Regions from separate parts of the Homo sapiens genome. Here region 1 is linked to region 2. Evidence: chromatin contacts called from ENCODE Hi-C or POLR2A ChIA-PET data. All regions are on one chromosome and are shown on one strand. The core of a region is the stretch at or near the end of the contact, and the rest is flanking DNA. Distances in the headings are between cores, read along the strand shown. Region 1 has its middle 41 kb from the start of FZD5. Region 2 overlaps PLEKHM3 (pleckstrin homology domain containing M3).

What was found. A loop is a pair of places that touch in the nucleus more often than their neighbours do. ChIA-PET counts read pairs that join two places held with the same protein, here RNA polymerase II (POLR2A). Pooled maps may share reads with other maps.
Region 1: a map of Calu3 shows a loop between it and region 2 (9-fold over the local background). The contact joins two enhancer-like sites. A Hi-C loop is called at or near these places in 3 of 168 maps with a recorded cell type or tissue (Caco-2, Calu3 and HepG2), 3 of 37 single-sample maps with no recorded cell type and 8 of 50 pooled maps. POLR2A ChIA-PET finds 5 or more read pairs at or near these places in 10 of 52 experiments (A549, AG04449, BJ and 7 more).

What each region holds. Positions count from the first base shown.
Region 1 is chr2:207,808,341-207,812,940 of GRCh38, forward strand. No RefSeq gene overlaps it. Among named protein-coding and RNA genes, the nearest start is that of FZD5, 41 kb to the left of the region's middle. RefSeq lists an enhancer at 2,665-3,486 and a silencer at 2,805-3,099. Within about 2 kb of position 2,676, at least 9 of the 41 ENCODE cell types and tissues checked have a DNase peak (open chromatin) inside an H3K27ac peak, as active enhancers do.
Region 2 is chr2:207,846,338-207,851,547 of GRCh38, forward strand. The region is part of intron 7 of PLEKHM3 (pleckstrin homology domain containing M3); the gene reads right to left. Among named protein-coding and RNA genes, the nearest start is that of FZD5, 79 kb to the left of the region's middle. RefSeq lists an enhancer at 2,836-3,335. Within about 2 kb of position 1,599, at least 11 of the 41 ENCODE cell types and tissues checked have a DNase peak (open chromatin) inside an H3K27ac peak, as active enhancers do.

The DNA.
Region 1 (4,600 bases), core at 1,426-3,925, 37 kb before region 2:
GGTCTTAGCCAGTATGGTCCACACCCTGGTTACTCAGGGGCTTAGCTGTCCCTACCTTCGGCAGCTATTTCAACAGTTTCCTCTTGCTAGTAATGTGAAATTGTTGCCTAGAATTTTCTATTCTCCTGCAACCACCCTGTCCTGTTTCATATTTACGCCATATTTACCCAGACTGTGGTCCGCAAGCAGAATGTGTGTGGAGAGAGGTTGCCGGGATCACTCAAGGAAAATGGAAAAGACTGTTTTTCTTTTCATTGAAAATCCTCCTCAGGAGGTACTCAAAGGCTGGTAACTTGCAAAGAAGTCTTTCTGAAGCAACAAGATTTCTGAGCTGACTTGTTCCCTGGCTCACGGCAAGGATCAGTCATGTCATGGAAGATGGTACCTCCAATGTGAGAACCACTAGCCACAGGAGGCTACTGAAATTTAAATCAATTAAAGTGAAGTCAAATCAAATATTCATTTCTTCAGTTGCATTAGCTACATTTCAAGTGCTCAATAGCACATGTGACTAGTGACTGCTATGCTGGATGAGCTGCTATAGGGCACTTCCATCATCCCAGAATGTTCTACTGGACAGTGTTATTCTAAGGCAAACCACTCAGCAGAGGCTGCCTAACTGGTCCCAGCAGTGGTGAGCTGCACTGTGGCTCCAGGACCCCTAGTGAGGCTAGAGTGAGTATACATGAATAATGCTACATGTATAGTGCAGGTTTGGCCATTGGAATGAACACTTAATGACACTTTCAACTAACACTTATTTCTTAAACATAGCACTTAGTTATATGTTATTCCAACAAGCATCAGAAACCCCAGTACTGTGCAAGACACAATTTCTGTCCCTTGGAGTTCATAACCTTCAAGTTGAGGTAGGAAATAAATAATAATAAGCTGTGATAAGCTGAAAAGTGGGCATTTGCCAAGGGGCAATAGATATTTTGGAGAAAGGGATCAAGGAAGATTCTCAAAGAAAGGGATATGTGGGCAGTTTAAAAGAGTGGCTAGAAATTTGTTAATATGTGGGGCCTGGATGCGGTGGTTCACACCTGTAATCCCAGCACTTTGGGAGGCCAAGGCGGGTGGATCATGAGGTCAAGAGATCGAGACCATCCTGGCCAACGTGGTGAAACCCCATCTCTATTATAAATACAAAAATTAGCTGGGCATGGTGGCACATGCCTGTAGTCCTAGCTACTTGGGAGGCTGAGGCAGGAGAATCACTTGAACCCAGGAGGCGGAGGTTGCAGTGAGCCGAGATTGCGCCACTGCACTCCAGCCTGGCAACAGAGCGAGACTCCATCTCAAAAAAAAAAAAAAAAGAAAAAGAAATTTATTAATAGGCTGGGGGAAATGTCCAAAATAGAAGAAACTGCAGAACACTTTGGAGAACAGTAATATGTTTGGTGTGGCCGGGCGGGGTGGCTCACGCCTGTAATCCCAGCACTTTGGGCGGATCACGAGGTCAGGAGAACGAGACCATCCTGGCCAACATGGTAAAGCCCCGTCTCTACTAAAAAAAATACAAAAATTAGCTGGGTGTTGTGGCACGTGCCTGTAATCCCAGCTACTCGGGAGGCTGGGGCAGGAGAATTGCTTGAATCAGGGAGTCGGAGGTTGCAGTGAGCCGAGATCGTGCCACTGTACTACAGCCTGGCGACAAAGCAAGACTCCATCTCAAAAAAAAAAAAAAAAGTTTGGTGTTAGAGGAATGTGGAGCAGGAATGAGAATGGCAAGACCAGCCACCACATTTGCAGGGCCTGTGCAAAATGCAAACGTGGAGACCCTTTTGCTCAAAAATTATTCAGAATTTCAAGATGGAGACAGGTGAGCATTAAATCCAGTGAGCACACAGGTTGTGTGCTCATGAACCAAGCTATCCTGGTGGCAGGAGATGAAGTTAAAGAGAAAGGTAGGCCCATATTATCAAAGGCTTTCCCATTCATGCTCTGGAGCTTGGGCTGTGTCCTGAAGGTGGCAGAGCCATAAGAGATTCTTAACCTGGGGTAAGGCAAGATCGGGCTTGCATTTTTACAAAGACTGTGTTGGGGGCAGCACGGAAGAAGCTGGCAGGAAGGCTGGCTCAGAAGTGATTGGAATGGTCTGGAGAGAGAGGATGAGAACAGGAGGATGTCCCACTCTCCATGGGACAGAGAGGCGCTGGGGCTCTGAGAGCTATGTAGGTGGTGAACTTGATGCCAGGCCCCAGCTTGGAGAGTGTACGTGCAGCCAGCTGCCTCCTGTTGAGATTTCTTGTGCCTCCTTTGCAAGCTCTGGAGTCTTTGGGTTCCCATTACCCACACAGGACAAAGGCCAATGGTGCAGGGACAGTGGGAAGGGCTGATGCCACACTTGCCACAAACCCCTTGCCAGGAACTCTTTCAGGAATCCCCTTATTCTGTTTTCCAAGACCCTTTGGACTTTCCAAAACTCTTTGGAAAACAGAGTAAATCTAAGGAGAGCCAAAGAATGCCCCCTCTCCTCTCCAGCCCTGGAAATACAGCATTTAGAGGAAGCTAAATCATTGTCGCTTCAATAACCCCTCCCCTGGATTTGCATTTCCTGACTTGGATATTTGTGACATTCCAGGGGTCATTATCAGAAGGTTTCACTTTTCATTTCCTGGTGGAATCAGGACGTGCCCCTTTTGCGGGGAGTGGTGGTGGTGAGGGAGCCGGTGTGCAATGAGGTGTCTGCCAAGAGCACAGGGCAATTCCACAACACAGCAGAGAGGGGTGAAAAGGAAGTGAACGTGCCCTCCTCCACTACCAGACAAAAAGGGAAACCGGTGTGTATTCAGTGCCAGGACTCCTCCCTTTTGATAAAATCTCTCTCCTAATCCTCATTACAATGCCTGAAGGTGTGCATAACGAGCCTTTTACACATGAACGCACTCAGGCTCTCCCAGGACTGGAGCTACCTGCCCATTGTCACTTGTTGACGGGATGTGGATTAGAACTCTGGTCTTCTCATTTCCGGATGGCTGCCCCATCCCCAGCTGCCCCTCCCAGCTGGAGTCAGTGCCTAGGAACAACCATGGGTCATCCTGGGTACAAAATTAGCCAGGCGTGGTGGCACATGCCTGTAATCTCAGCTACTCGGGAGGCTGAGGCAGGAGAATTGCTTGAAACCGGGAGGCGGAGTTTGCGGTGAGCCGAGATCTCACCATTGCACTCCAGTCTGGGCAACAAGAGCAAAACTCTGTCTCAAAAAAAAAGGAAGAGGTGCAATAGTGAGACAGACCATCTTGGGTAAATTCCGACTGTCTTGTTTCTAAGATGAGGGAGACTTTATTTGAACCTTGCAAGGAGCGGACGTCTCCATTAGCTTATTTGTTTTGTTTTGTTTTTTGAGATGGAGTCTCACTTTGTTGCCCAGGCTGGAGTGCAGTGGCGTGAGTGGCAGTGGAGTGCAGTGGTGGCTCGCTGCAACCTCCGCCTCCTGGGTTCAAGCAATTCTCCTGCCTTAGCCTACTGAGTAGCTGGGATTACAGGCACGCGCCACCACGCCCAGCTAATTTTTAACTTCTTAGTAGAGTCGGGGTTTCACCATGTTGGCCGGGCTGCTCTTGAACTCCTGACCTCAGGTGATCTGCCTGCCTCGGCCTCCCAAAGTGCTGGGATTACAAGTGTGAGTCACCGTGCCCAGCTCCATTAGCTTATTTGTAAAAAAGAAATGAAGAAGTAAAAGCTAGGAGTCTGGTCTGACCCAGAGAGAGGGAAAGGGGAGGCATAGTTAACGCATTTGAGGGAAAATAAGAAACACAAGCAACAGAGTGAAGCAGGTATAAGTTGTGAATGGGCTGCACTGGGCTAGGTTGTTGGAAGAAATTTTTAAAGAAAAATGTATGAATATGCTTGTAAGTCTGAGTTGGTGAGGTAATTCTGGACTTTCTAGAAATGTGGGGATATGGTGGGGGCAAGTGGGAGAGGGAGAATGAACTTGGCCATTTATGAGATCAGCCTGACTTCAGGGTGGCTCCCTTGCCCACAGATCGTTCCCTGTACCTTGAGCTCTAACAAGCAGGGGCCACATCTGATTGTTGTAGGGATCTTGGGGGAGGAAGAGAGAGGGGAGAACATTGGGAGAGAAGTCGTGTTTTCCAGCAGAAGGGATATCTGTGCAGATGCTCGGAGGAGAAGGCTGCTTTCTCAGGTCAATCGCTCATTTAAACTGGGATCTTAATTTTACGGATAGGAAAAGATCTCCTAGACATAAAAGTTTTGCTGACAGAAAAAGTCTACTACCCATGGGCTCTGGATGAAAGGCCTGGGCCTCTGCGGGTATCTTCCGGGCTGCAAAAAGGGCTAGGCTGCTCGAAAAGTACTTGAAACAAATAAAACAGTGACTCTAAAACACACCCATATGTCACATTCTTAGAGAAAAGACCTTCTGTAATTAGTTACAAGCTTTAGAGAATAAAATCCAATTTACCTGTCAAAGAGAAAGGCTGAATTGCACCCCTCCCACACTGATTGTTGGGGTGGGGGGGGATATAGCTTGTAGGCCCCTCCCTCCCTATCCCCTACCTTTCTCCTCCCATCTCCTTTATTGAAGAAGACTGAAAAAAAAGTTGGAAAAATCCTCTAAAGACACACAGTG
Region 2 (5,210 bases), core at 349-2,848:
CACCATATTGGCCAGGCTGGTCTTGAACTCCTGACCTCATGATCCACCAGGCTTGGCCTCCCAAAGTGCTGGGATTACAGGCGTGAACCACTGCGCCTGGCCCAGTGATCTTTTTATGGACTGGCCTGCCTGTGTTTATTCGATGGATCTTAATGATTTTAGAGCCAATTAAAATTTTTTTCCTCCAGCCTGGGCAACATGGTGAAACCCCATCTCTACAAAAAAAAATACAAAAATTATCTGGGCGTGGTGGAGAGCACCTGTAGTCCCAGCTACTCGGCAGGCTGAGGTGAGAGGATCGTTTGAGCCTGGGAGGCAGAGGTTGCAGAAAGCCAAGATGGTGCCACTGCACTCCAGCCTGGATGACAGAGCCAGATCCTGTCTCAAAAAAAAAAAAATTTTTTTTTTCTTTAAAAGTACCCATTAATATAAGTTTATAGATTAAATGTGACTATTTTTCTGGTTCTGATACAATGTGATAAAAAATGCTGGATATAAAATTATATATTCAATATGATTCTAACTATTTAAAAATACATATGTGTAGAAAAATGGAGAAATAATGGAGAATATTTTCTTTAATTTTCTGTACTTTTCAAATTTTCTATAATAAATATCAATTAGTTTTATAGTTAGAAAGTTAAAATGAGTTAAACGATGAACAATTCCTCTTTAAACAGCAAAAAATTAAGCTGTCTGAAATGCTTAAAGCTAAGATGATCAATACAATATTAACCAGATACCTAACTAGAAGCTTGGTAAGAAATGTGTCTAGGTGACAGCCATCTATTCAAGTGACCAAATGGCCTCAAAACACAATGGTGGCTTCAGCAGCTAGGACTGTGTTTATAAATGCACCATATTTATCAAGTGGCTTAATGGCATAAAGGGTCAGGTCAGCCCTGAGGTTTTCACAGAAGTCTCAGTTATGTTAGCAGACATTCTGAAACATTTTGACATGTGAATACAGAAGCCACCAGGCCAAGGTGAAATGTTATTTACCAAGTTACTCTTTGACTAAAGTTTAAAATCCAGAAAAACTAGCATTGTGCTGAAGAGTTTTCATTAAAGAAAACTGTCATTGACACAATAAACACATTTAAGAGTGGGCAGTCAGAGCTGAAGAAGGGTCAAATTCCATCTGGGGAGTCATCACCCTGCCTCTGCCATGCACACGACATGTGAGCTGTCTGGGCTTCAAGTTTCCCACCCCCAAAATGTCTAAAGGGTCCCCACAGTCCCTTCTATCTCTATTAGTTTATAATTCTAAAACACAAGCGAGAGTCTGGTCCTCCACCATTGGTATTAGAGAACCACTGAGAAAGTTCCTCAAAATGTTCCTCTTCAACACCAGAGAAAGAAAAGAACGATTAGAAACAAACAGCTCCTCTGAAAAGGTACTCTACAGAGGAGCAGAAGTTTCCTTTAGCTGCTTCTAGGATCCCACACCTCACTGCAATACTCACTGAGTGGCTGCTTCCCAAGAAAAGCCACAGAAAGGAAATATCATTAAAAAATGGCATATACATTGGGGGAAGCTACTCCCTCCCTGAAGACCGGCCTAGCCAAGGCTGTTGTTCTCTATTGTTGAACAGGATGTAACAAGACTGCCAAGCGCAGCCCACAAACCTGCTAATTAGGTGCCCTGACAGTGTTTGTTTTGGAACCATTTACCAACAAAGGAATGTGTCAGGCTGATTAGGGAGAAAAGGGTATGTAATGTATGTGTATTTGAGTCCAGATGAGGGCATAATCCAGGTATTTAGTCTGTTTGTGCAAGGACTCACAAAAACAAAGGCCGAGCAAATAGGAAGCCACGGGGAAAGCCCAGCTTCTGGGCAGTGCTTCTCTCCCCTTCTCCTCTGGAGTTTTGTTCCACCTGCCTCCATCCCCACCCCTTCCCCACCAAAAAATTTTGCCTAAACACTTAACATGAAAGTCTCTTTCAAAAAGTGACAAACTACAGCTGGTTCCTCAGAAAAATGAAAGAGTCTTTGTAAGGTTACTGACACATCTGGGGCTTGATGGTTTTTTTGGCAGGTAAGTAAGTGACAACTTTAGGCAAAATCATCTCCACATTCAGCCTCCATGGAGCCTTCTCCATGCACTGTGCCCAGGGGCAAATCTAAGGGCAACAGGGCAACAGAAAACACAGCTCTTGATGGACTGATTGTTCAAGCTGTGCTGAGAACAATTAGGCATCTCAGCACCATCTATGGGAAGAAGTAGTTCCACATTTTATAATAAAGCAGGTTCCTTCTTTTTAAACAAGCCTTTATATGGTTTGAGTACAATTAGGCATTTGAAGCTTCATGTGTACATGAGGCTTAAAGAAGGGAAGAAAGTGCCAAGGCAAAGAACAAAGTCCATGCCCCAACAAGTTTAGGTCCTCAGGAGCAGGGTGGTATGGATTGCAGTGAAACGCAAAATGACAAAGACCAATTCAAAACGTTGAGCGTGTTGGGAGGAGTCTCCATGTTCTTCAGGACAAGCTGGACATTTCTGAAGTCCGGCCAGATGGATGAAAGCAATGGGGCTTGGACTAAGTTTCATGGGAGGCTGCCTTTTTTGGTAAGATTACCTGACAAAATAGATTTTAAAAATGAAAAAGCGGATAAACCCTGTTAGAAGCTCATCTGCTATGCACTTTTCCATGAGGCTGATGTTTGTTCTCAAGACTGATGTAGAAAATATTCTTTAAATGTGTGCAGACTGGCTGGGCGTGGTGGCTCATGCCTGTAATCTTGGCACTTTTGGAGGCCGAGGCGGGCGGATCACTGGAGGCCAGGAGTTCGAGACCAGCCTGGCCAACATGGCGAAACCCCATCTGTACTAAAAATACAAAAACTAGCCGGGCATGGTGGTGCACACTTGTAATCCCAGCTACTCAGGGGGCTAAAGCTGGAGAATCGCTTGAACCCGGGAGGTGGAGGTTGCAGTGAGCCGAGATCCTGCCACTGCACTCCAGCCTGGGCCACAGAGCGAGACTGTCTCAAAAAAAAAAAGTGTACAGACTAGATGTAGTAGCAGAGTATGCTAACTCAAGTGGTAAGCAGGTAAGATTTTGGTGTTAATAAGTTCAATGCCCTGTGTGCCACCATTATTTCTTAGAAGAGGGGATGGAGTGGTCAACTACTTGTGCACAAAGAAAAACTGGCAAGCAATGTCCAGCCTACACCTCTGAATTCCAGTGCTTTAAAAAACAACCCTTTTTAGAAGAGTAACCACAGAGCTGCCGATGCCCTACTAACAAAGGAAGAACACCTCCTCTGATGCCTTCCCTGGTGTTAGTGAATGTTGCTGACCAGGGCAGGCTTATGCTGTCATCAGTGAAACACCTTAAATGGTATGTCAATTGCTTCAACCTTATATAGAAAGCTTTAGTGTTACCTCAGACTTGTGTTATGCTCCTCTATCTTTGGAGGTGTTTTATATTCCCTTAACTAATTAGTTTATTTAAAAAATGTTGTCAGTGTTCTTATGAATGCATATATACTTAGGCAAGCTTAAACCAAACAGTAAGTATTTATGTAACGCTTAGTCCATTTCGTGTTGGTAAAACAGAATACCTGAGACAGGGAAACATTTTTTTAAAAGTTTATTTGGCTCCTGATTCTGGAGGCTGGGAGGTCTAGGAAACATGGCACTGGCATCTGCTCAGCTTTTGGTGATGCCTCGAGCTGCGTCACAAATGGCAGGGAAGTGGAAGGGGAAGCAAGCATGTGGAAAAGGACCAAACACAGGAGGCAACTCGCTTTCTAGCAACCCCCTATCACCAAACTAACCCAATCCCTCCAGAACTCATCCATTCCTGTCAGAAGGAGATTAATCCATTTTAACGACCTCATCACCTCTTAAAGGCACCACCTCCCTACACCTCTACGCTGGGGACCAAGCTTCAGCAAGATTTTCTGGGGACACACCATATTCAAACCATAGCAAATGCCTACCAGATGGAGGATACCAACACCAGTTTTCAGTAGAATCTTCTCATAGAATACTCACATTTAAATACAGTGCCAAGTGGCATAAAGGTCACAAAGTCTTTAAGTACAATGTTCTTCATAGTGAAAAACCTAGGAGGATGACTTACATGTCACATGAAAAACTCACGAAAGCCAAATGGACAGGACAGAAATGATGGAACTGATTTATCACAGTTGGTTTATTTTCTAAGTCCCATGTTAAAAATGCATGCTGAGGGTTTTTAAGATGAAGTGTTTATGTACTTGTAATCTCGAAGCATTTCAAGGTTCAGAAATAGCATCTCTGCAGAAATGTAGAAAGCAGGATTGTCTCCTTAGCAGCATTAGGAAAGGGATCTTAATAACGAGAGAAGATTAGGGATGTGTAAAAATGTCAGAAAGAAAGCTGCATAGGAGGCAATTTAAGGATTAAAAAAAAATCTAAGTCCTGGGTCATTTTGTGGATTTATGTGACTTTTTTGCTTTTATATTCATTGTTTTCCCTTAAATCATAGAGCAGTGTCAGCCTAATCTTCTGATTTGTAATTCTTAAAAGTTAGAGCCCTTCCTGGCCAGGCACAGTGGCTCACGCCTGTAATCCCAGCACTTTGGGAGGCCAAGGCGGGTGGACCACGAGGTCACAAGATTGAGACCAGCCTGACCAACACGATGAAACCCCATCTCTACTAAAAATACAAAAATTAGCTGGGCGTCGTGGCACGCACCTGTAATCCCAGCTACTAGGGAGGCTGAGGCAGGATAATTGTTTGAACCTGGGAAGCGGAGGTTGCAGTGAGCCGACATCGCGCCACTGCACTCCAGCCTGGTGACGGAGAGAGAGACTCCGTCTCAAAAAAAAAAAAAAAAAAAAAGGTTAGAGCCCTTCCTTCTTATTCTCAATCAAGGAGGGCATGTTTCGTCATTTCTGTTTTTTTAGGATGTGGAATTTTATCATTGTTTTGTCAAAATGTTTATCTCTCCCAAGGCTGTGCTTTCCTTGTAGTCCTCTAGGAGGATAAATCCTGGATTAGGCTTTAGCAAAGCAGTTTTATAATTCAGGATATTCTTATTGTATTTAAAAATCTTGCAATCTGGGCTTTACGGTTTTTCTATTTAGGTTAAAGAGAGGTATGTATTTAATTTGTGTTTGAGGCTGGGTGCAGTGGCTCACGCCTGTAATCCCAGCACTCTGGGAGGCCGAGGCGGGGGAGGATCACCTGAGGTTAGGAGTTTGACACCAGCCTG